Regions from separate parts of the Mus musculus genome. Here all the other regions are linked to region 2. Evidence: chromatin loops called from intact Hi-C (ENCODE). Cell type or tissue: heart. All regions are shown on one strand. Region 1 overlaps Lyrm4 (LYR motif containing 4). Region 2 has its middle 21 kb from the start of Gm40913. Region 3 overlaps Fars2 (phenylalanine-tRNA synthetase 2 (mitochondrial)). Region 4 has its middle 35 kb from the start of Gm30489. Region 5 holds the start of Nrn1 (neuritin 1).

Evidence for each region. Hi-C counts contacts between places; a loop is a spot of excess contacts. Peaks named below come from ENCODE experiments on the same cell type or tissue, not always from the same donor. Only the 100,000 strongest peaks of a DNase experiment are listed, where the experiment ranks them.
Region 1: it touches region 2 in a loop (10-fold over the local background); 26 of 42 quality-filtered maps call a loop at or near these places.
Region 3: it touches region 2 in a loop (6-fold over the local background); 30 of 42 quality-filtered maps call a loop at or near these places.
Region 4: it touches region 2 in a loop (5-fold over the local background); 26 of 42 quality-filtered maps call a loop at or near these places.
Region 5: a loop joins it to region 2, with 5 times the contacts of the local background. A loop is called at or near these places in 10 of 42 quality-filtered maps.

Annotation. Positions count from the first base shown.
Region 1 is chr13:36,016,691-36,021,690 of GRCm38, reverse strand. The region is part of intron 2 of Lyrm4 (LYR motif containing 4); the gene reads left to right. Among named protein-coding and RNA genes, the nearest start is that of Ppp1r3g, 51 kb to the right of the region's middle. In heart, CTCF peaks have their summits at 2,271 (motif pointing left) and 3,472; a DNase peak (open chromatin) is centred at 3,480; H3K27ac peaks cover 551 bases.
Region 2 is chr13:37,309,766-37,314,765 of GRCm38, reverse strand. No RefSeq gene overlaps it. Among named protein-coding and RNA genes, the nearest start is that of Gm40913, 21 kb to the left of the region's middle. RefSeq lists an enhancer at 956-3,800. In heart, a CTCF peak has its summit at 2,014 (motif pointing right); a DNase peak (open chromatin) is centred at 2,015; H3K4me3 peaks cover 1,498 bases; H3K27ac peaks cover 1,506 bases; H3K27me3 peaks cover 2,171 bases.
Region 3 is chr13:36,280,277-36,285,276 of GRCm38, reverse strand. The region is part of intron 4 of Fars2 (phenylalanine-tRNA synthetase 2 (mitochondrial)); the gene reads right to left. Among named protein-coding and RNA genes, the nearest start is that of Gm40912, 75 kb to the right of the region's middle. In heart, a CTCF peak has its summit at 3,017 (motif pointing left); no DNase peak of the experiment used is centred here; H3K27ac peaks cover 805 bases.
Region 4 is chr13:36,786,925-36,791,924 of GRCm38, reverse strand. No RefSeq gene overlaps it. Among named protein-coding and RNA genes, the nearest start is that of Gm30489, 35 kb to the left of the region's middle. In heart, a CTCF peak has its summit at 2,363 (motif pointing left); no DNase peak of the experiment used is centred here.
Region 5 is chr13:36,729,537-36,734,536 of GRCm38, reverse strand. Nrn1 (neuritin 1) reads left to right here and starts at 60. Exons shown (of 3, transcript NM_153529.2): 1 at 60-301; 2 at 4,286-4,430. The coding sequence starts at 247. It overlaps Gm30177 (a long non-coding RNA gene), which reads right to left. Exons shown (of 2, transcript XR_382190.4): 2 at 2,615-5,000. In heart, no CTCF peak of the experiment used is centred here; no DNase peak of the experiment used is centred here; H3K4me3 peaks cover 2,892 bases; H3K27ac peaks cover 315 bases; H3K27me3 peaks cover 3,585 bases.

The DNA.
Region 1 (5,000 bases), 1.3 Mb after region 2:
AAAGAGAGAGAGAACAGCCTAGAGCAGGTCATCAACAGCATCATGTGCCAGAGTGGGTCCATTGCAGGGGCTCCAGGACCTGGGCGCAGTACACACAGCAGGTATTTGCTGGTGGCAGTAGTGGAGCATGCAGTTGACTGTGGATCCTGTCACCCTGGACAAGACCTCAGCATTTCAGTTTTCACTGATAAAAATGAAGAGCACAGTGTCTCTTTTAGAGGATTTTTGCATGATAAATACTATACCTGGCACAGGCTATGTTTCCAGTAAAGTCTAACCCTAAGGACAGGACATAATCAAGGCAGCCTCAGCAGTGTCTGGCATTTGCTTACTAGGACTGAAGAGGGCGAGGATGCTACCACTGTGCCATTAAACTAGCAAGCAGTAAGTGATACAGGCGTGTGTGAGACGTCCTATGCTCTAGCCCAGGGAGGTGGGTAGAATACAGTGTTGGAAACACATACGCAGTAAGAGGGAATTAAAATATTTCAGTCACTGAAGTGATAATACAAAATGTATATGTTAGAGAGATTACGGTACCAAGAAAATGTAATTGTAGAGAGTTGATAATGGAGGCATAATTTCCAGGTAGAGGACCAGCCAGAGCTCTGAGTGCTGGCGGAAGGGATGATGGCCAAGGAAAGGGTGGGGGTAGGGATCATGTACATGCTGATTACGTCAGAGGTCAAGAGGGAGCTCGGGTCAGGCAGTCAATACCATGAGAGCATTGGTAATGAAGCCATGGGGATAAATGAGACCATAGCTAGTCTCATTTATTTTTATGATTATTAATAAATAATATTTAGTAAAGGCATTGGTGAGTTTCTGGTGTTCTGTAGCATTTCCTATTAGTATGCATAAGGAATGTTGGCATGAAATGAATTTTCTGCTCCTTCACAGCAATCTCTCCTGTGATTTCTTCCCCCACCTATTGCTTTTCCTGTAGATGAAGCTTTTTTTAAAAACTCTGTGGACAAGAAAGTGTTCGCTGTCACTGAGAAATACCACGGCTATCACCCTCCCTGTCACAGTGATGAAGAGCACTGGCAGGAATTAGGAAGACTCTGGGTCTTAGTTCTCACCGTTTCAGTTCTGACTCCTTGGTATATCCATGGTATATGCCATGGAATATCAAGGCATTTCATAGTCCTCAGCTTCCTCTTCTACAAAATGAGGCTAACGGGGTCGACTGTGTAGAACAGCTGTACAACCCACCTGCAGTGATGCAGTAAGAATGGTTGGCGTTCACCTGGCCTACAGAAAATGGTCAGATGTGAGCTCTTAACACTGATAGCGATAACTGCATTGTCTTTCCTCTGTGTGTGTGTGTGTGTATGTGTGTGTAATGAAATGTCATGTAAATGAAAAGCGCTTAACTATCAGTTAGCCACATGTTTGAAATAGCAGGTTGGTGTTTCCCACAGGGATGTACCTGGTCTGCCCTGATTATAGATGCTGTCTCCCTGCCAGAAAAGAGAGCCTGACTTTCTGCCTCTCGTTGTTCTAAATAAGACATTTTCCTTCTCTGGGAGCCTTTCCCTGGAGCTGAGGCACGGCATTGGCCTTGTGGCCTGCACTAGCACTGTGACCACCACACAATCACATCATGCCAGGCACCAGGCTGACTGGTACACACCAGCGCCCAGGCAGATCCCTGCTCCTGCATTTACATAGCTCTAACTCTGTTGTTTGGAACAATTCGATTTCCCAGCTCCTGTGGCTGTGGGTAGCTGGGGTTCTCTGGAAAAGATGGAGAAAATCATGAAGTAGTTTATTTGGCATGAGTCTCCAAAACATAACCACTTTTCCTTGTGGAAACTGAGTCAGGCATTTCCTCTCCCAAGGCTAGGGTGTGACGTGTGCTGAGAAGGAAACAACCGGCTATGCCTCAAGGAAATGCCTGACAGGCATTTGCTTTCCTCGCACGTCCTCCCTCAGTGGGTAAGCTGCTCTGAGGATGCGGTCACATCAAATCTCTCTCCCTGCTCTAAGCATTTCTTTTTCTGGGGTGTGGAGCAGCTCTTCAGGGAAGAAAAGCAATTTGATGTCAGGGGCTCCTTTGAGCCTTGGGAATTAGGCCTCAGAACCTTGGAATTGGAGCTCAGCTGCTGCTAGAAAATACACTGTGAATGTTTTATTCAGTAATGCATATATAACATTGAGCAGAATCCAAATACATAAATCACTTATACAATAGCTGTTAAGAGCTACCTGCCAGCATTTCAGAACGCACTGCTGGACTCACTTCCAAGGTCCTTTACTGCCATCTGCTGGCCAAAAGTTTGTTTTATGTTGGTGAATTCTTTAGTAATTCTTCATAAATCAGGATTTTCTGAGGCAAAAATTTCCCCCAATAAATGGACAACTGCCTTGTTTTTTGTTTTTTAAGATTGCAGACACCATAGCACTCTAGAAGTATGACAGAGGCAGTTTCTCCTTTCTGGCTTGATTCTCACTGTGTGCTTTTCTGAGCCGCCTAGACCAAGGCCCCATCAGCCTGCATCTCAAGATCAAAGCTATGCTCAAAGTATCTTTAAAATGGGTCCTGCTGTTGTTACAGTCAGCCTTTCAATAATGTTGGCCTACTACCACCAATATATTACATCAATGAGATCAGAATCCTGAACATCACCAGCAAAACCTACTTAAACCAGCCCCCAAAAGTCTGCTTGAAGTGTAAGTTCTAGACCCTTCAGTGTAGGCACTGAAGGCCTTAGTGCACTAACAGATGTCTTTTGAGTCTCTTGAAGTCTGTCAGTGTGAACATGAAGTGGGAACATGCTGGTCTTTTCTGCCCTGAAACAATGCGTGGGGCATCTCAGCTCCTTGGAGGTCCATGAAATGCTGAGCAGGAAATACCTAGAATGAGTAGACCATGGTGAACCATGCAGAACAGGATCAGGGGGTGCTGTAGAAGATAGCACTGACCTGCAGACTGTGAGATATGGGGGCTGGGGAGGGCAAGATGCCTAGGGACTCTATAGTGAATAAAGACTGTGTAAAACAGAAGATGACTGAACTGCTATTGTGTAGTATACCCTTAAAATCTGGGTGTGGCTATAGTCCCAAAGAGGTGTAACACTATCTTTTGATACAAAGAATGTTATTTTTCAAATTTAAAGGAGAAAACGTTTAAACGTGGCTTTTTATTTTCTCCATAAACAGTTGAAGAAAGTGTGGAATGGAAGAGTAGTAGAAGTTAAAATAACAAATGTAAGGTAGACTCTTATCTCAAGGATCGTGAATACCCATTATTGTTGTATAATAAACAACCTGTCTGATGGTGGATTGCAGTAAGAATCTTCATTTTATACCATACTCTACTTCTCCAGGTCAGAAATCCAAACATGGCTGAAATACAAATACAATGATCAGGGACCCAAAAGCTGAGCCCCAAGTCCTCTTATTCAATTGTCAGACAACTGGTGCTGGCTGGCAGCTGGGGGCCAGGCCAGGGATTTCAGCCAGACCACAAGTGGGAGCTCTCCCTGTAGCCTGGGATTCCTCATAGCATGGCAGCTTCCCAGGTCTAGAATTCTAAGAATGAGCCAGGCAGAAGTCACATTACTTCTAGTGCCGTGCAATATTTCTTCTGCTGTCGTTGGGGTGTAAGGGTCAGAGTCACAGAACCTTCCAGGCACAGTAATAGTGTCTCCATGAAGATTTAAGTCACACTGGAAGAGGGACATTCAGGGCACAAGTCTGTCCTTGGAAACAACCACCGACAAGGTTTGTTTTGCACATTACTGTAGGTTCCTTGCACACACAGATAACCTCACAGAATATGCCAGAGGCCCTTGGTGGCCTCAAACCCATTTTCAGTGGGTGATTGGTTGGGCCAGTGGGCCAGCTTTTGTTCCAAATCCCCCTCCAGTTTGCAGTCAGACAAGGTCCAAGGCTCTGTTGGTCTGACCTTCTTCATCCTGAAAAGAGAAAGACTGGGACCCACCATGAAACTCATGGTAAAGGCACTTACCAGCAAGCCTGAAAACCTAAGATGGATGCCTGGAATTCACAGGATAACAGAAAGGGACAACTTGGGCAAATTGTCTCTTGACCTCTATGCATGCTTCATAGCACACATGTACATGCACACACATAAAATAGATAAATGTGATTGGAAAAGAGAGTGGGCTGTGGAGCACAGTGGTAGGTCACATGCCTGTCAGTCAAGCTCAGGGCTTTGAGTTCCATCTCCAGTGTGGAAGAAAGAAAGGCTGAGCTCTGGTCATTATCCTGTCTATAGTTAAACATTTGCCCCAGTGGTAGTACAGTGTGCAATTCCAGTTGGAGGGCTGGAAAGTTTGGAAAACCTTACCTCAAATTATAAGACACTCCCTGCCCCCAACTCCTCTAATGCCTTCATGGTCTCTAAAATTCCTCCAGTCTGCAGAGATTTTGGCCATCCTTAGCTGTTCTGAAATTTCAGTTCCCTGCTCTGTAAAATCCTGGGGCCTCTCATGTCTCCTGTCAGTAAACACTTTCACAGAATGAGGTTCTGTTGTGCAGCTAGTCACTGTGGGTGTGAGAGCCTGCAAAAGAAGAAACCCTGTCCTGGGGGCTCTTGCCTAGGCTACTTGAGATGTTTTCTTGATGGCACTTTATATGCTTAGAGTGGCTTTTGTGGTCAGCGGGGACATTTGAAACTATCACCTGGCATTCTACAGACGAGGAACATGATTCGCCCAAAGTCAAGGGGCAAGTGAAGTGGCAGAGAAAACCAAAACTCCATCCCTGACAGCTGTGCACGCTACTGTTCATGCGATCGCCTTTTAACAGAAGATACATAACCATGGGGACCTGAGCCACGTCACCCTCCTGCCTCTCGCTCTGCATTCCCAGGAGGCAGCGCAGTGTCACTGGCATTGTATCTGCTCACATGTATAAGTGCCCATAATTTTATAAAGTGTAGGCTTTCATACGTGAAATGTAAGATTAAAAGTCCAACATATCATAAACAAAAGAGTTTCTATCACACATGGAGGCTCTGGATATGATTT
Region 2 (5,000 bases):
GGAAACATACACCATTAGGTTTCTGGCAGGGCATTTCCAGGCAAGTGTCAGGAATTGCTGCTCAGTGATATCATGGACCCTTGGAGCTCCTGAACAGCAGCGGAGAGGCACAGGGAATGGCCTCCCACAAGCATTGACTCCTGAAGGCAGCTACAGAGGTGTGTGTGTTTGATTACAATTTCTAGAAATACCTTTTTCCCAATTTGTTTTCTCTTCTTGTAACAACTCAGTGACCCATGCTAAGTCTCCTTCACTTCGAAATAACGTCCGTTTTCTTGGTTGCTAACTCAGTAGACATGTTTCCCCATTTGATGAAGGAGACTTCCCCTGTATGGAATAGTGAACTCCAGCTGCTGTAAATGAGACTATCCAAGGAACTTTGCTCAACGCATGAGCCCTGTCTTTGGTTTAAGCTCTGCTGTTGTCCCTTTGGAATTATTAAAGACTTATTGTTGAGAGAGTTTTGCTCTGGAGCCCAGGCTGGCCTTAAATGAGCTAACCCTCTTTTTTGGTTTGCTGAGAGTAGGATTTATGCACAGGCATGCCAAGCCTTCTGGAAGACTTTTTAAGACAAAGGATCCCATTTGATCGATATCAGTTTGCCTCGATCCCCTCAAGTTGTGGAGCTCATCTTGTTTTTCTCTTTTCTTGGATAAAAATTGGTCAATCTTTTTTTTTTTTTTTTGCCTTTTATTGGAATTTCTGGGAAGCTTATGTGAAATGTTACATTTTTCAATCTTTCATTGTTACTAGCATTTAAAACTTTTAAAAATCCCCTTTCTGTCTTCTTACTATTCCCTTTCTTGTGTATACAATATGTATTCACATATATAGTCATATATATATTTATTCTTGTACACACACACATATATAAAATGCATTCAGTATTTTTATCCATTCTTCTGAGAATGCTAGTAGCCATTCTTTCTGTACATTTTCTTAGGGGCTTCTTCTTCCCCACCCCTGTTTACTTGCAGGCAGTAGTTTGTGTTGCAGGTAAAAGCAGATACACAGGGTTTGCAAAAGATGAAAGGTTTTTTTTGTTTTGTTTTGTTTTGTGTTTTTGTTTTCTTGTTTTTCCTCCTCCGAAGTAAGAGAGAATAAAAGGCCAGGCAGTGACACAACTACTTTAAGGTAGAAGAGGCAACATTGAGGAGCAAGAGTGTCTGGAAAGTGGGAGGATCTGCTTCTGAACTAGCCAAGTATTGTACAGACACAAAGCTAAAGAGGAGAAGAAACTGAGAAGATCTGCAGTGCAGGAATCAACGCCGGCTCACCATCAAGCGGCACTGCGGTCTCACCTGAACCTTCAATGTGCAGCCAGCCCACTCAGCGACCTCAGGCCACCCTTTCTTCTTAGCCTTGGGTGGGACGAGGGGCAAGGCAGAATGGTGCTTGCTGTCAGTTGTTGGCTAGAGCTAAGGTGAGGGGCAAAGTGTTGAGGGATGCTGAGGACAGAAGTACAGAGGAGCAAGGGAGCTGGCTTTTCTATCCAGATCTGGTAAAGCAAAGAACAGAGGAGTGACTAAGGGAGCCAGGGAGATGCCTCTGAAGATGGGACCCTATGCTTATAGGCAGTGTGAAGCCTGTTCCTTAGTCTTGAAGGAATGGAAACTCAGAAGAATGCAAGCGGGCTCTGAACACACAGATGATTCTGCAGTTGAATTCCGGAGGGAGAAACACCTCGGGGAGGGGCTGTCAAGTGAACAACTTAGACGGACCCAGGAAAGATCACATAAGGAGTCCTGCTTCAAGACTGTCAAAGCCATTGGGTCTTTTAGGTTTAAATTCAATTCTGCAATGGGGTGAAATGTAAGGTATTAGTTTTAGGAAGGACCCTTGCTTACTTGGTGATTCACCTGTGAATAACAGCAAAACCCCAAATCCGAGAAACAATGCATCAGGCAATACTAGATCCGCAGCCAGCCAGCATCCCGCCCCTCAAGAAAAAAATTGCAGACCATGACATCATTCCTCTGGTCTCCCCACACCTGCTCGAGTCCCTCGATGATACCACCAGATGGCGATGTTGGCCTAAGTTGTAGTACATTCTCTAGTCCTGGGAAAGCCTGACCTGAATATAAAACTTCCCTAATCACCACATTTGATTCCCCAGCAGAACAGCACAAAAAAACCTACTGCGGATTCCAAAGAGGCCAACATGGCATCTCACTACATTGCGTGGTCCGCAGACCAGACATCGGTGCATATTAAAGTGTGATTGCAAGAAAACAACTTTAAAATTCAGAGTCCAGGAGTGGCCCCCCGCTCCCCCGCCTCCCGCGCCTAGTCTCGCTTTGCGCTCCCTACCCCCACCCACGGTCCAGCAATCTCGGACGTGAGGCTTTTCTGCAGCCGCAGCGGCATGGCTGGCAGTGTGGCGCGGAGGTGGCAAGCTCTAGGGACCCACGCAGCGTCTGTCTGTGCAGTGCCCAGATGGCAGGGGCTGGAGAGGCCTCCAGAAACCTGCAACTCAGTAGCATTTCCCCAACTGGATCTCTGTCATCCTCCCAGGCCACCCCAGCTCAAGAGAACCTACCCCATCCAGAACTTCAGGAGGCAGCTTGGGGCCAGCAAAGGTGGGAGGTGGTGGCATGAAAGTAAGGTCTAGTTAGGATGACCAGTCTCCAGGGTTAGAAGTTTTATAGCTTACAGGGCTTCCACGATCCCAGGTGCCCACCCAATTGGTATTGCTTCCACTAGTAGGTCGCGCCTTGTGTAGGACAGTGTATGATGGGCAAGATGGACCGCAGGCGCCTGCTAGAGAGTGACACTCTGGCTCCCAGTAGCTTGCACCAAAAGGTCCGATGACTGTCTCTGGTCCCCAGCAGTCAAACCTCGGTGGTACTTCTAGGCCTCATAGGCGCGTGCTCATGGCGCACGCACAAAGCCCAGCGGTGCAGTGCTCCCCGGCAGGCCTGGGCTGGCCCCCTCGAAGCGACCAGACGGTGTCTCACAGCGGGCTTGTCCCCGCCGAGGTCATCTGCTAGGCGCAGCTGGGCCGCGGAAAGTAAGAAGCTGATGAATTTTTCATCGCGATTCCCTTGGCTGTCGATCTGAAGGCAGTTTCTGGGGCAGCAGCCTTTAAGGACCTGTCTGTGCCAAGGGCAGCCCCTCCCCCACCGCTCTAATTACTGATAGACAGGAGAAGCTGGTCCCAGGTCCCCTCCTGCTCCTCCAGGGCGTGTCCTGGTCCCTCTGGCTTTGTTTGATTTCTGAGCATTGGGCGAGTGGGAAAGGAGGGATGAGGAAGAGCGCCTGTCTAGTTTAATAGCATGTGTAGACAACCTGCCTGGAAAAAGGAACACAGAGGTGCTCAGCTCTGACCTCCAGGAGTTTGCAGGGATCTGCGGGGATAAACTCACAAAATGGAGATGAAAGAGTCTAATGTGGGCCAAGGGCCGGGCTAGTGGGGCTGTGAGTGAGACCGGGGCTCAGGGAGAGACATGGGGAAGGGATAAGTTGAAAGGAAAGGACTCCAACACCCGGGCACAGGAAGGGGCAGAATGAGGGCGGGTCTAACTTTGCGCTCTCGAGGGGACCAGAGGCACACAGGTGCAAGGTGTGGACCTGGATCTACCCAACACATAGGTAGGCCTATCACAGGTCAGAAACCGGCCTTTTCTTGAAAATATGATACAGATATATCAGGAGAAGTCACTATTAGATAAGAACACTGAGGGGCTTTTTGTTCCTGAGTGGGGGAGGGGATGGGGAGGGTGGGAAAGGGTGGGGGAGCGTGGGGGAGGGCTGTGCCAGGTTTTTTTTTTTTTTTTTTGTCACACGGATTGTTTTTGCATAAATGTAAGTTAAAAATACACACTTACATACCATGCACACTGTTGTGTATGGAGATGGTCTCTAGAAATAGTTTTGTTTGTTTGTTTGTTTGTTTAAAAAGGTAATGCAGGTATTTCTAAATTTTGGTGAAATAAACAAAAGAATTCACCCAGAGTCACAATCTTTGTATATGTCCTTATTTTTTCCTTATCTTATTTATTTTTTCTGTGCAGACCTCGTTTCATTGAGACCATTTTTTGTAAGCGCAGTCATTCAATAAATGCTAATAAATAAGAGACCATAGCAGGAACATTCCCTTAATCTCTAAGTAGAGCTGGGCATGGTGGCTCCTGACTGAAATGCCTGCACCTGGAAGGTGGAGGGCGGAGAAGGAGGCTAAAGGCAGTGCTCTAGGCAGGGCTGAGCTCTGTGGAGTTAGAGGTGGAGTTCCGGACCTGGCAGAGCTGGGTGTGACTCTGCTTGAAGAAAGGAAAAGGTGGAAACATCTCAAGGTGCCTGAAGAGGCTTCTCATCTCACCTCCCAACGCTGAGCTGAATCGGAAACAGCTGGTGACAAGGAAGTTGTGGGGCCCAGCATTCCTAGCATCCTCCTCGCCCCCTCCCAGAGTCACCCCGCCCCCCCGCCCCCCCCCTCACATACTCACACCCTTACCAACCTCTTCCTCAGTGGTAGCTGCGGTTCTAGGACTGAGCAATTCCTCTCTACCTTCTATTCTGAAAACCTGTGCAGAGACTGGTAGCTTATCAAATGCGTTCTCATTGCTTTGCTCCTAGGTTTAATTGAATTAATTTTAACACCTGTTATACCTGCTACAAAGATCAAAAAACTGAGCCTCCATTAGAGTTTTCCTCTGAAACATTAAGTGGCCAAATTAAAGATAGAGCAAAGCTACAGGTTTGTTTTTTTTTTTTTTTTTTTTTTTTTTTTTTTTTTTTTTTAAGAAAAGGTGTTATTTGTGAACCGTGAATGTTTGCTGTTTGTTAAATTAGCTTTCACATTTAAAGCCACCAGAAAGACATTTTTATCAAATAAGAGAATGTGCCACCTGCTTTATTTCTTGGGGGAAAAACAGAGAGGGAGGGCTTCCATTTCTGGCTCTGAAGGAGGAGAGCAGAAAAAAGCCTTGTACTAAAAAACCAACGGCTGAATTAAAAAAGTATGAACTAGTAGCTTGAGAGCATCAAAGATGCAATCGAAG
Region 3 (5,000 bases), 1.0 Mb after region 2:
GAAAAATCTAGTCTTTTGGCCATTGCTATCAGTGAACTGAGAAAATATTCAAAGACTTGTACCAGAAAACCTTGCAAAAAAATCTAAGGAAAAGTCACGTCTCCTGCCAGCAATATTTATGTCTTTGATCTCGTGTGCTTCCATAGCAATTGCCAATTCCCACTTTGAATACAGTTCCTTTTACTTCATCTATCTCTGTACTCTGGCTGCAGCAAAATACTATATTTCCCATTTTCATGTCCACTGTATGTGCTAGGCGCACTGCTTCACTCATGGCAAACCAGCTGGTAAATAATAAACAACTGAAATAACACTTGGACAAACAAGCAAATGGACAGAGACTGGCTGTCAGTCCTGGTCATTACATTCCCAATTAAATGGACAGAAGGACAGATGAACTGCTATCGGTGACTACCGAGCTGGAACATTGGTTCCAGAATGGAGTGCAGTAGAAGAGAATGCCAGTTCCTGAGGAAGAGCTTTCCAGTCTTCATACGAGGCTGGCTACAGGGGAGCATTGGGTGGGCTAACCAGCGGAAGACAGAGGTTCTGGGCTTCCCTATCATCCATCTGCAGGCAGGCTGACACTCTTTTTTGGTGCTCAAATCAGTGGTACTATCAATGACACAATATTTCTCTGAGCTCTCACAGAGCAGCAAGACTCTTCTTGGGCTGATTTTTGTCTTTGAGTCTACTGTGCTGGAAGTTACTATGGCCCACACCACAAACAAATGTTCTAGTTTACATATGTGGTTAGGTCATGCTAAAATGCAGATAAGAAGACAACCCAATAGAGTCTGGGGTGGGAGGTAGGGGGTATAAAAATTGTTCTCCCAAATTCTATTAGAAAAATGAAGCAACACCATAAGTAGACCATGTAATTTCCCATGTCTTCTGAATGGGGCAAGCCACCTGCCACCCAGCAGCACATCTGAGGCCCAGGAGATACAAAGCAACACAGCACATCCCAGGCCCCGGAGGTACAACAAAGCAACAGGCTCTGCTTGGGCTGCTCTGTGTCACAGCCTCCTAGGCATTATTACAGTGCAGTGTTTCATAAGCAACATGGATAACAAAGAATCATCTAAAGAAAGAACAGAGCATGTGGTTTAAAAAGCAATGTACAGCCACAGCTATAAGTGACAAGCATAACTTGACCTTGTTATGCTACAAAAATGTATTTGAAGATAAGTTCATACAAATATTTTTCTTCCTTTCTGCACAAAATTTTCTTGGTTTGTGTTACTCTTATTACCAAAGTTGGGAGGTGGGGAATCTTATTTCTTCCAAATAACCAAGCATATTGACATCACAGGCTTCTTTTGCTTGGCAGATTACTGAACAAACAAATATTTATTCTGAGTCACTCAGCTGTGATACATGGGGGGATTCACGACATGCTGTGTCTGGTGCCTGTTAAGCTCTTACAAGATAATTGGACTTTGGACCACCTAGAACACTGTGTTCAATGGAGAGCCAAATTTAAAAAATTCAAAAACATGGAATGAGCAGAATTTAATCAGTCACACCTCCATCAAATTGAGGCAGAAATAAATAAATGGGCAATAGAAAGGTGCAATAAAGCCAGGATTAATCAAACCGTGATTAATTCCGGATCAGATTAAAAACCAATAGTGCCAGCTGCATCAGTCTCGTCTGTGGCGTTCACCTCCCCTATTCCTTTCTAACACCACGCTTCCCCATCGTCTCAACCCACTCTGCTCTCACCCCTAGGGCACGTTCCCTGGATGGATAAACCTGCAGGAGAGTTAATTGTCACATACATGGATTTAATCACATTGTCCATCACATTTGGGGCCCTGCCTTCAGTGATCCGTGACTAATTGTTGTGGTAATTTTTCAATCATTAACAGCAGCACATATGCTGCAGACAAATCCCAAGGTGCCTAGTAAGCCCCAGTGACAAGCAGACCAGAGGCTCCAGAAGGATTGCCACACGCCAGCCCAGCCCCCAACCCCAATCCTATTAGTCATGCCTGCTTGTTAATATACACTTATCCCAAGGATATGTCAGGCTGCAGAGAGCTCCGAGGGCTCCAGCCTGCCTTATGACTTGCCCTGTTTTCAATCTAGATTCTGAAAAAGGAAGAGGAAAGGAAAGGAAATTAAAACTCCATGTGGGACAAGTAGCTGAGGCCCTATTCTGAATTCCACTTGCTTTTCACTCACTTTCACACAGGCTCCTGAGCTGTGGCAAGTGCCCTTTCTTTGAGTTTCAGCAGTATTAGCAATCTCCATGGCAACCACCAGTGTGCATCTGCTACACCAAACTGCAGCATCTCTGGCTCAATTCTCAAGTTGCCCTGGTGTCAGACGGGGCATGCCATGTGCACTGGTGGGACAAGACCCTGCCTTGGGGAATCTTTCAGCTGATTGAAGCCTGGCTCTAATCACCACATAATATGAGCGAACAAGATCACAGGGAATATAATCCGCCTGCACTAGGCAATAGGGGTCCAGAAATGCTATTTATTTTTTCATTTTCTTTTTCTTACGGGTCTTTGTTGGCTAAAAGCAAAGAGGCACTAGCTATCTAATAAAAAGGTTTAAATTTCAAGTAGGTGCCACAATGTTTCAAGTCACTGATTTGTTTAAACCCTATGTCTCAAACACCTTTCATTAAGGAAACTATTCAAGAGGAAATGCAAATTCCTGGGGTTTTCATTTGGGTCTTCTTAAGAAAATGGATGTTTTGCGCATTAGCCAGACTATGGAAAGGAAAGAGAAGGATTCACTGAGTTTCATTGAAATCTCACTCATTAGTATATGCGTTTTTATTCCTCCTGCAGAGTTTCAGGAAATTCCCTGTTTTACTCCGTTTTCCCAAGACTGAAATAAGACCTATTTTACTCTAAGGCACCTAGCTCCAGATCACAGAACAAGATCTTCGAAAAACTTAATTAATATGAACAATTCCTGCTTAGCTGCTCAAAAGAGAGATGGTTGCTATAGGCTCTGTTATCGTGAAAAGAGGGACCGAGCGCCCTCTGCTGCTGTGTCTAGGTAAGGCTCTCCAGTTTGGAAACCTCCCGCTGAGGTTCACTTCTGTTACAATGCACTCTTAGAAAACTCTAACTTAAAAGGCACTTACTGATCAGCAAGAGGAACAAGAGAGATCCAGATAACAACAATGAGGCTGCTGTAAATAGAACAGTCTTCTACACAGCCACTCACCAGTACCTTGGCTATTATTAGAAACAGCTCGAGAAAGAGCTTGGGAAAATTCAGAGTGCTGATTGCGTATCATAAGCACAAATTAAAGAATTAAAAAAGAAAAAATGAATCTGCCTTTGCACTCACAGTCTCTCATGTCTACACGAGCTCACTGATTAGTACATGTTTTAGAACACTCAGGTCAAAAGAAAAAACTTGTTATTTTAGATTTAAAGTCATAACCGTAGTTTTAGACTTTACTTTCAAATTTAGTTTGAACAAACACAAATTTGTATTTACACAGCGCTGTACAAAATAAACAGTACAGAAACATTTCACTTCTGAATCTCTAAGAACCTAATTATCATAAAAATAAAATTTCAGAGAAAAATACACTAAATATTACTTCTAATCCTCTTAAACAAATGAAGGCAATCTACATTTACAACTTAAAATACTAGCTCAGCTCTGAGTTCAAATTCACTCTAAAGAAAATGATTCAGAAATTGTGCTTCTGAAATTAATTCCTTCCATAATGCCTAAAAAAAATGACCACAATACAATAGATAATAGTCTAACTAAAGTTTAATGCACGGTGGATTCAAATTCCATGTCACAAACTACTCTGAGAGCTACAGATAACATTCTTAATATTTACAACTCAAGGTTAATGTCAATATCTCCCATGAATAAAATTAGAAATTAATTAAGAATTAATAGACAGGCCAGGAGTGCTAGCATGGCCTTCAGTCCAATTCTCTGATGGTAAACTTCAGTCTAACCTGAGTTTGAGGCCAACCTGATCTACAGAGTTTCAGGCCAGCGAGATCCTGTCTCAAAACGAAACAAAACAAAACAAAACAACAAAGAATAGGGGTTTGAGAGATGAGTCTGTGTTAAAGGACACTGCCAGCTCCTAAAAGGACCCAGCTTCAATTCCCAGCACCCACATGGTATCTAACATGACCAAACTCCTGTTCCAGGGGATTGGGTCCCCTCTTCTGATTTCAACAAGCACTGGGCACAGATGCTGGACACTTACATATACGTAGCCAAAACACCATACGCAGAAAATTAAAACAAAAGTAGAAATCAAAGAATGAATTAAAATTGAATCAAGGAAAGATGAGACTAAAGAGATAAATATCTAGTATAATACCATATAGTTGACAAGTGACAAAAGAATCCGATCTATATCTGACTCAGTTACTGACTTAGTTACTGAGCTCTGCAGTACAACACTGAATAGAATCATATCCTGTGAACAGACTCAGAGAGGTAGAATACAGAATCCAGTTCCCTTTGGGGGGGGGTATTATAAAACCTCTGGTTACCGGAACCATACCCTATTTAGAAGCACATACATTATCCCATCCCCTCTGGCTTGCTTCATGAAGTATCATCAGTTTATCCTCAAAGTGAGCCAGCATGACTGACAGAAACCTGGCTCTATGATAGGATACCAGTGTATAGAAAGAATATTCTTGATGATCAAGTTCCACAGGCTGACAAATGGTCTGTGAGTTGCAAGAATACCAATTAGCAGGTGGGTTCCTGCATGGTGTGTGTTGGAGTAGAGGGGCATGAGGGGTCTTGTCTGTGAGTAATGGTCTATGGAGAAAGCCATGGGGGATTAGCTACTAATAGCCCATCCTGGAGTCACATGAGCCAGTGCCAGTGGGAGTCCACCATGGGGGGCAGAACACCCCACCATGAGCTGCTGTGAGCTGCAGGGACCCTGGGTGGAATGGTAGTTAGTACTGCTCTGTGTGCAACAGCACCCTAGGAAGGCTAGGCATAATAAACAAAGGAGGGAAATAACAGAG
Region 4 (5,000 bases), 520 kb after region 2:
TTTGTTGATGTTGTTTTGCTCTATGCAGCTTGTCCACCATTTGAGGTTTGTCCTTGAGATTGAACGCCTTGCTAGTAATGTAACTCTTTTTAACACTCAGAGTATAAATCGTCTGATGCTCTGAATAAAGTTGGCTATGGCATAAGACTTTAGTCTGCCTCATTGATCGGCTCCATTCTCCCTGGACCCATTACCTCTAGGGCGGTAAAACAACTGATCCTCCAGCAAGCATCTTGCTTATGTTTAATCAGACATAACAGGGGCCAGGACAGGGCTTGCTTGTGCAAAGTAAGTTCCATTCATTTCCTAGTCGACATCTAACCTAGCCAAGACCCACTGCCAAAATAGCTTTCCAATAAGAGAGTGGAGCCTACATCTTCATTCACTTTCTTATTATGAAAATGCAATTGAAGAGAAATTCCTGAGACACACTGATTGCTTTTCAGAAAAGCCAAACCAAGCGAGTTTTATCTAATAGAGGCAGGATGGTTTTTTACCACATGAGCTGTCTTTTGCTGCTGTTGCTTTCATTTGTTTTTTGAGACAGGTTCTTGAACTGTATCACAAGTTAGCCTAGAACTCATTATGTAGCCCAGACTAGGCTCCAACTAGCCAGGCTCCTCCTGCTCCAGCCTCTCAAGTGCTGGTTTTATAGGTGTTGAATTACCATGTCCAGCTGAGTAGTCAAGGTGTTTGTTTGTATTTAATCTTTTATAAGTGAAATGCAAAAAAATTGCCTTGGCTTAGAATAGGAGGATGACCAAGGAAACAAAGATGACCTTAGCAACAGAGTCACAGGACTCCTTAAATTCTGTGTTACCAGAATTCGTTCATTAGTAACCATTTGTGTGCCTAGTCTGTCAATTTTTTACATTTTAATTGTTTTGCCTGCTTGTATGTCTATGTACCAAGAGCAGGCCTGATGCCCAAGGAGGCCAGAAGAGGACTCTGGAGTCCCTGGAACTGGTATTACAGAAGGTTTCCAGGCACCATGTGGGTGCTAGGAACCAAACCCCGGTCCTCTGCAAGAGCAGCCAGCGCTCTTATATCCTGACCCCAGTCTCTGTATTTAAATGGTTTTTAATTATATTAGAAGTTACAGGCATGTAACTGTAACAGCTAATATACAATGTATTACTAGTGAAGTGAGCCTTTACTTCTCAATGGAGAAGGAAATAGAGAGGAGGGTGAGCAACAGTTTCAGAGATGTAAACATTCTTTCAGATGTTACAGTCTTCCTGAACTCTCACTTTCACACCTGCCAGCCCATATCTTTCTCTTTCTTCTGGTTCTCTCCACTGCAGTCTGATCGCTGAGAGTCTAGGACTATATAGAGATTTTTATCTCCATACACTTCAAGGGTGCCACAGCAGCAGAGTTCATCTGCAAAAATTAAAAAGCAAGCCCTCTCCCCTTTAGAGTGAGTCCGTGACATTTCTTTCCAGCTGAGCTGGACTTTGGAGGGTTTCCAAGCTTGTTTTCCAGCCTGCAGAAGCCTGATGTTCGAGAGGAAAGAGACTGGTTTCTTCCTAGTCAGTGCAGCTAACTTGACCCTACCTGAGAAAGCCTCCTGGATCTGAGGTCTGCGTTGGACTTAAGGCCCAACTCTCTCAACTTTAACGATCTGCCTCGCGGTATTTAACTCCCGCTTGCTCAGACCATTTGATGAGCGATTGGGTATGAAAAGTGTGGAGCAGAGACCATGCACAATGGCTCCTCTCTGGGAACCATTTTGATGCAGCCTTTTGAAATATGCAGAGTTCATGGAGAAACTTAAGTGGGACCTTCGTAAGTAGTGACAGTACACAGAGACAGGGGCTTGGGGGAAGCCAGAGCATCTTCATAGAGCCAGGGACTCGGCCTTGATCTGTAGGCTCTTATTTCTAGGCATCTCCAACTCCAGGGTCTGGGTCCAAGCACAGCAGGAAGCAATCTAAAAGCAAGGTTCATATCCTGGCATTTGAGCGATGAAAGTCATTTCAAGAAATTTCTCTCCTCCTAGGAGAAAAAAAATCAGTGCAGTGACCTCTACCCTTGAAATCTAGAATCTGAATTAAGAATGTTTCTTTTTAAAATAATTCTCTACTTTTCTCATTCCCCATGTTTGTTGATAAAGAAGGGTAAATATTTTTGTATAGCTCACACACAAAAACACCATCGCAAATATCTCCTCGGCAAACCATGTTTTCACTCATAAGTAATTCCTATGGAAAGGCAAGAAAGGAAATTTTCAAGAGAATGTTAAATATATAAATATGCTGTGCTCTGCTATAATATACATTGTTATAGTACATATGTAATAGTATATAACATACAGATAAATACATAGGCAAGTACAGAGATGCAGTGCCCTCTACTGGTCTAACTGAATGTGCTTTTAACCTCTTCCTGGAAATGGGTAGTTTAACTTCCCTTCAAAGGGCTAAGGAAGCCAGAGCACAGCCTGCTATGTGGCTCTGCTTCAGCCTAGGTGACACTTCTCAAGCTTATAGCAGTAAGCAAAGCCTCTTTGCACAAATATTGTCTTCATAAAGCTTGCTCACTCTGCTCAGCTTCCTTTTACTCATGTTCAAAGAACTATTCAAATTCACTCTAGAGCTGTCTGCACATGAGCTACTCTCCATGGTCTCTAGAAGACCACACACAACACAAATTAAGAGGAAATTTGACTGACTGATTGATCTGAGCCATCTAAGCAAAGATCCAGACTTTGCAACTCCCATACAGAAGGCAAACCTCCCTTATGGTATATGATTTGAACTAATCAGATGTAATTTTTAAAACCAAGCAGTATCCTCATCCAAAAAGACAGTTTAAGAGTTTATGCAAGGCCTACGCATCTGTGGAAAACATCTTGGATCCCAGACTCCACCGAGACTACTCTGCACAGGTAAGAGTGTGGACTACAGAAACTAACAGCTTCTGGGACAGGCAGGAGCCACAGAGCTTCTGAGGCAGCCCCCTTTTCGGGCTCCAGACATCCAGGCAACTTCCCTGCCAGAGGATAGGTGTCTGCCCCGCCTGGGAGGGTTTTGCCTGAGCATCTGCGGGAGACATCTTGGCTCCCAGATTCCACCGAGACTAGTCTGCACAGGTGAGAGTATGGACAACATAAGCTAACAGCTTCTGGGACAGGTCCTGTTTCGGGCCTTCATCTTCTGCCAGAAGGCAAGTCTGAACGCCAGATATCTGTGCACCTTCCCTGTAAGAGGAGAGCCTGACTGAAGAGAGTACTCTGAACACTGAAACTCAGGAGAGAGCTAGTGTCCCCAGTCTGCTGGTAGAGAATAACAGAATCACGAGAGGAACAAGCTCTAACCAGAGACAACTATAACAACTGACTCCAGAGTTTACCAGATGGCGAAAAGCAGACTATTTAGACTGAGATTTTAGGGTCACTTATATATACTATCATATCATCTGCAAAAAGTGATATTTTGACTTCTTCCTTTTCAATTTGTATCCCCTTGATCTCCTTTTGTTGTTGAATTGCTCTAGCTAGGACTTCAAGTACAATGATCAATAAGTAGGGAGAAAGTGGGCAGCCTTGTCTAGTCCCTGATTTTAGTGGGATTGCTTCCAGCTTCTTGCCATTTACTTTGATGCTGGCTACTGGTTTGCTGTAGATTGCTTTTTATCATGGTTAGGTATGGGCCCTGAATTCCTGATCCTTCCAAGGCTTTTATCATGAATGGGTGTTGGATTTTGTCAAATGCTTTCTTCGCATCTAGCGAGATGATCATGTGGTTTTTGTCTTTGAGTTTGTTTATATACTGGATTACGTTGAAGGATTTCTGTATTTTGAACCATCCCTGCATGCCTGGGATGAAACCTACTTGGTCAGGATGGATGATTGTTTTGATGTGTTCTTGGATTTGGTTAGCGAGAACTTTATTGAGGATTTTTGCATTGATATTCATAAGGGAAATTGGTCTGAAGTTCTCTATCTTTGTTGGGTCTTTTTGTGGTTTAGGTATCAGAGTAATTGTGTCTTCATAGAACGAATTGGGTAGGGTACCTTCTGCTTCTATTTTGTGGAATAGTTCGTGAAGAAATGCACTAAATAGAGAGAGAATATTAAAAGCAGTAAGGGAAAAGGGTCAAGTAACATATAAAGGCAGGCCTATCAGAATTACACCAGACTTTTCACCAGAGACTAAGAAAGCCAGAAGATCCTGGACAGATGTTATACAGACACTAAGAAAACACAAATGCCAGCCCAGGCTACTATACCCAGCCAAACTTTCAATTACCATAGATGGAGAAACCAAAGAATTCCACGACAAAACCAAATTCACACACTATCTTTCCACGAATTCAGCCCTTCAAAGGATAATAACAAAAAAAAAAATACAAGGATAGAAACAAGGTCCTAGAAAAACCAAGAAAGTAATACTTCAACTAACCTAAAAGAAGACAGCCACAAGAACAGAATGCCAATGTTAACAACAAAAATAATAGGAAGCAACAATTACTTTTCCTTAATATCTCTTAATATCAATGGACTCAACTCCCCAATAAAAAGATATAGACTAACAGACTGACTGCACAAACAGGATCCAACATTTTGCTCCTTACAGGAAACCCATCTCATGGAAAAAGACAAACACTACCTCAGAATGAAAGGCTGGAAAACGATTTTCCAAGCAAATGGTCTGAAGAAACAAGCTGGAGTAGATTCTAATATCTAATAAAATCGACTTCCAACCCAAAGTCATCAAAAAAGACAAGGAGGGGCACTTCATACTCATCAAAAAAAAAAAAAAAAAAAAAAAAAAAAACTTCCAAGAGGAACTCTCAATTCTGAATATCTATGCTCCAAATACAAGGACAGCCACGTTAATTAAAGAAACTTTAGTAAAACTCAAAACACACATTGCACCTCACACAATAATAGTGGGAGACTTCAATACACCATTTTCAACAATTGACAAATCATGGAAACAGAAACTAAACAGAGACACAGTGAAACTAACAGAACTTATGAAACAACTGGATCT
Region 5 (5,000 bases), 580 kb after region 2:
CCGCCCCCTCCTAATGGAGTGAACCATTCCCAGCTCTCCCCCCCCCCCCCCAGCCTCTCACTCTCTCACTCTCTTTCTGTCTCTTCCTCGCTCCCTCTCTTTCTCTCCTCCCTCTGCCTTCCCAGTGCATAAAGTCTCTGTCGCTCCCGGAACTTGTTGGCAATGCCTATTTTTCAGCTTTCCCCCGCGTTCTCTAAACTAACTATTTAAAGGTCTGCGGTCGCAAATGGTTTGACTAAACGTAGGATGGGACTTAAGTTGAACGGCAGATATATTTCACTGATCCTCGCGGTGCAAATAGGTAAGTGGCCGCCCGGTACGGCTTGGTAGGCGACCGGAGATTGCCTACCCCAGAGGCGCCTAAGGGGACTTGCTGGCCAGGGTCTGCCGCTGGTTGCAGAAAACCCTGCAGACTCCCTGAGTCGGGGCATTAGCTCTTGGGGACTCTGGAAGGAGTTCTGGTTTGGTTTTCCTAAAGAAAGTGATTTCTTTTGCAGGGAAGTGTGTGTGTGTGACCGGCTGTTTTCCAAGGGGGGTTCTCCCTTTTCTCCAAAGCGCACATCCATTTTTTTCCTCCCTCTTTGGGGTTAAAACAGGATCTGAGCGCTCGTAGCATTTGTCCCCTGTTATACTGCAAGATACTATCTTGAGGGGTCAAAAGGTAAAGGGAGGAATAAGATGCCTAGGTAGCTAGGGCTGAAAAGTTTATATGCAGAAAGCAAAGATATTCTAAGGCTGCCCTCAAACTGCAGCATTTAGAACTTTGTCCTTCCTCCGCCCCTCCCCCTAGATCTTAGCTGCAGCGTTTGCTCCGGGCACCGCAGACTACTCCGAGAAGGATAAATCAACCAAATATTCACTGATATACTTTTTCAGGGTCATGTGTGTCTGTGATTTTTGGCAGATTAGCATCTCTATTATTTTTATACAGGAAAGTGGTTTAACGTGTTCGCATTTTGTCTTTTCGTGGGTTTGTAATTTTTGTTTGTGGCGGTTTATTGGATGGATTTATTTAGCCCCCCCCCCCATTTCATGTTAAGGAATGTGAGTCTCAGCTACACTGTTGGGAGGCTTTTTTAAAGTTTATATTTTTCCATCCAAAATGCAAATGTTTTAAGTACTAGTGAATCCGCTTATGTGATACTGGATGGAAACATTAATTAATGTAACTGAAAAGGGAAATTAAAGCAGCTTATTAATAGAATGGACAAAAGGAAAAAAATAGAAAGTCTCCCAGTGGTTATTCTGCAGATGGAGAAAACTGTTCGTGCCAGGCTGGAGCGTTCTTTACAGACAAATCCTTGCAGCATTTCAGGGGTGCGTCAGGGAATTTGTGTGGGACAAGAGAAGAAATACTTAACATTTTTTCTTCATAAGAAATATAGAGAAATTGGGGCTTTCGGAGCATTAAAACTGATTCTTTCTATGGGGTCCATATGCATTTGCCATATTCTTGAGAATTTGTTTGGGGGATTTTTTTGGTTGTTTATTTGTTTATTGTTTTGCAGAAACTGGGATTTTTGCAAAGCAAGGAGCATGCACCGGGATGTTGCCTTTTCCTTTAATTTTAGGAGATGACTTAATGCTTTGCATCTGGTGGTTTTGTGCCTTTGACATTAGTTCAAAGAGCTGCAACCATCCTAGGACATAGATCCCAAGGGCAGCAAATGCTGTAAGTGTTAGAAATAAGTGAGTGTGGCATTTTGCAGTTAGACGACTAATGTTCATAGATTAAGAAACAGCTAATGTTTTAAGATAGGGACTTCACCTGGAGGATGTTTGGGGACTCTGTTTTCCTAGTAGATGAGAATAGAAATAATGAAACAGTAATTTCAGGAGAGATGCATTTGATGAACCTCAGCCTGAAGATGACCAAAATTTTCATAGTGGAATTAAAATGTATGTTCCTAAATATCTACCTTTCTCCCCCGCCCCCCATTGGAGCCTCAGTCTTTATTAATTCATGGATAGAAGCTGTCCCAAATTACTGACATTTGGCAAGAAGCGTGGGGGTTGGGGAGGGGCGGGGAAGTAGAGGATGGAGAACGAATGAGGAAGTTTGGGATGAATGAGAGAGGTCCAAGAAATGAATGAGAACATGGAAACCGCACTGGATGGGGATGCAGAGGAGACAGGCCGGCTGCCTGTCTCGGGGTTACAGAAACCGGGTTCAGAAAGGACTGGGAACTCGACCGATGTGTGGTGCCTGCACCCTCTGTCCCGCGCACTGCTTCCGGCTTTCCAGTGCAAGAGCTCTAGAAGCCACAATTTCTAGACACAGAACTGTTCCCGAATTCGTATTTTACACACGCTCACACACATGCGCCCTGCGGGGTCTGCTCCAGCAACGCCTGGAAAAAAAATAAAGTGACAGGAAAGCTTCCCGCCTCCAGAAAGCCCCAAGCCCTCTTTTAAAATCCAACGCTGATTTTGGGGGAAGGGGGAGGAGCAATGAGTGAGGAAGGGCCTGCGGCCAGAGAGGCTAGGTTGCATTTTGTTTTCTTCTCGCAAAGGCATGTTTGTAACATACATTATAGAGGAAGCTTAATGCGATTTCTTTCATCGTGGCCGAGCTACAGTAGAACAACGATTTATGTATTCATAAGACACGGTGTCGGTGTTTAAATTTTGCTTTTATTATAGTGCCAAGGGTTTTTTTCTTCTTTTTAAAATCGGCGTGAAATCGGTATAGGTCTATGGAAGGTTGTGTGTTTGCCCCAGCTAAGGTGGAAGTTAACCTCGCTCCCTTCCGCAGAGCTTCCCGTTCCGGATTAGAAAGCACTAGTCCCGCCTAGCTCTTCCTGCTGCAATCTGCCAAGCGCAGCTCTCGGCTGTCTGCAGCTGACTGGGTCACCTTCCCGCGAGTCTGCAGTAGCTTGATGTTCAGAGACAGGTAGACTGAGACTGAGGGTGCTAGGTGATCTATCCTTCTGGGAGTTTTCACCCCGGGATGGACGCAGAAGAGGCCAGAGCTCAGACCCCCTAGAGCCCATGGCCCACTTCCATTTTGGAATTCACCGTCTCCCCTTCCCCGCCCTTACAGCGGTGATTTGCGCCTCTCTCTAGCCCTTCGGGTACCCTGGGATTTTTGTTAGCCACTAGATGGGAAGAAATGGAGTTTAAGTTGCGCTGGCCTTCCCGGAACCTAGCAGCTCTTAAATTCACCGCCTCCGAGTTTGGTTGGTTTGAGTATGGAAGCTAAGACCTCAGTGTGGCCTGAAATTTTTTCTTCTCTCCCCCACCACCTCTGCCACAGATTGTGCCATCTCCAGCCCCCACCCCATCCCTGTCCGAGCCAAAGTTCTAGGCCGCAGCTTGCTGGGCCCCTAGCAGCCTGGCTGCAGCCTTGAGAAGAAAGGTCTGACCTAGCTGTTTCCAGAGATATAAAAGGGGTGTGCAAAGGTGAGAGATGCAGAGAAGCAAAGAGAAAACAGGGCGCGCGCGCACACGCGCGGGAACACACACACACACACACACACACACACACACACACACACACACAGCTACTGAGACCAATCCTCATCCCAACTAGGTCTCTTGACATTTATTGCCCTTCTTTAGAGGTGCAGAGGAAGTATTCACCTAAGAGTTTCACAAAGAAGAGACTCCGAGCTGGGCAATCAGAATAAAAATAACAGTAATAATAATAATAATAATAATAATAATAATAATAATAATAATAATAATAATATCCTGTTCCCTTGGCCGTTGTGGTCTTCCAAAGACCATTCATTCATTCATTCATTCATTCAGCAATTATTTGTTGAGCTCCTGGCAAAGATCCGGGTACCCGATGGCTATTCTGGGGGTGTGGCGCTTAGTTCAGCTGCGTAACCCCAGCCTCCCCACCTTTCCCAGGCCCGTTTTCGTCCCCAGCACACTGTTTCTCAGACCTCCTCTGCCACCACAAAAATGGAAGATTGCACCGCGAGACGTGACAGGGTTTTTGCTGGAGGAAGTGTTGAGAGACAAGGAGGGAGTGAGGAAAAAAAGGGTAATAAAGGAGATGAGGGAGGTGAGAAGAGGGGGCGAGGAAAACAGAAAAAGAAATAGAGAGCAGTTGGGAGCGGGCTGGAGAAAAATAAATGGACTCACCTCCCTGCTATCCCTCTTCACCCACCCACGCTCCCTCGGATCCCTCCATCTGCACCAGAGGTGGACCGAATGCAAATAGGTCATCCTGGGCCACAGTGCTGGATCAGAAAAGAGACCACGCCAAGGAGCCTTAGGGTCAGTAGTGGGGCAGAGTGGCGGTGATGCTTACTGGTGTCCCTCCTCCCCACAGCTTACCTGGTGCAGGCCGTGAGAGCAGCGGGCAAGTGTGATGCAGTCTTTAAGGGCTTTTCAGACTGTTTGCTCAAGCTGGGCGACAGCATGGCCAACTACCCGCAGGGCCTGGACGACAAGACGAACATCAAGACCGTGTGCACGTAAGTGTCCTCTCTGACCCTGGGTTTCCCTTCTGCTGGCTCTGCTGAGGTCAGAGTACATGCCACTCACTCCCCACCCTCATCTTCTGTCCTCGTTCTCCTCCCACCCCCACCTCCTCCCCTCTCGACCCCCAGCCCCATTTGCTCAATATTCTGCTGGTTGGCATCTGTGCCTTTCTGCCTGCTGGCCAAGGCTGCCCTCAGGCTCAGTTCCCTGGTTTAAAGTCTGCACTATCTAAGGGGATTCGGTGGCCTGAGGAAGGCTAAGAAAGAGAATCTTCCACTACCATAAGCTTTCCACCCTTACAGGCCTGCACCAGGACAGGCTTGGACCCAGGAAAAGTGGCAGTTTAGCAGTTTCTTGCTCCACAAAAATCTTTCCTTTGAGATAATCTCCAATCTTTCTTCTTGTGAGTGGGCAGCCTGCCTAGGACTCTTGAACAGTTGATTCTGGTTTAAGGAGAATTGGGGTGATGCTACATTTAGTTAAAGGCAAAGCCCCTCCAAAACAGACCAAAATAGAGGCCACGTTCAGGAAGGGAGGGAGGGTCTCCCTGTTTCTTAGAGAAA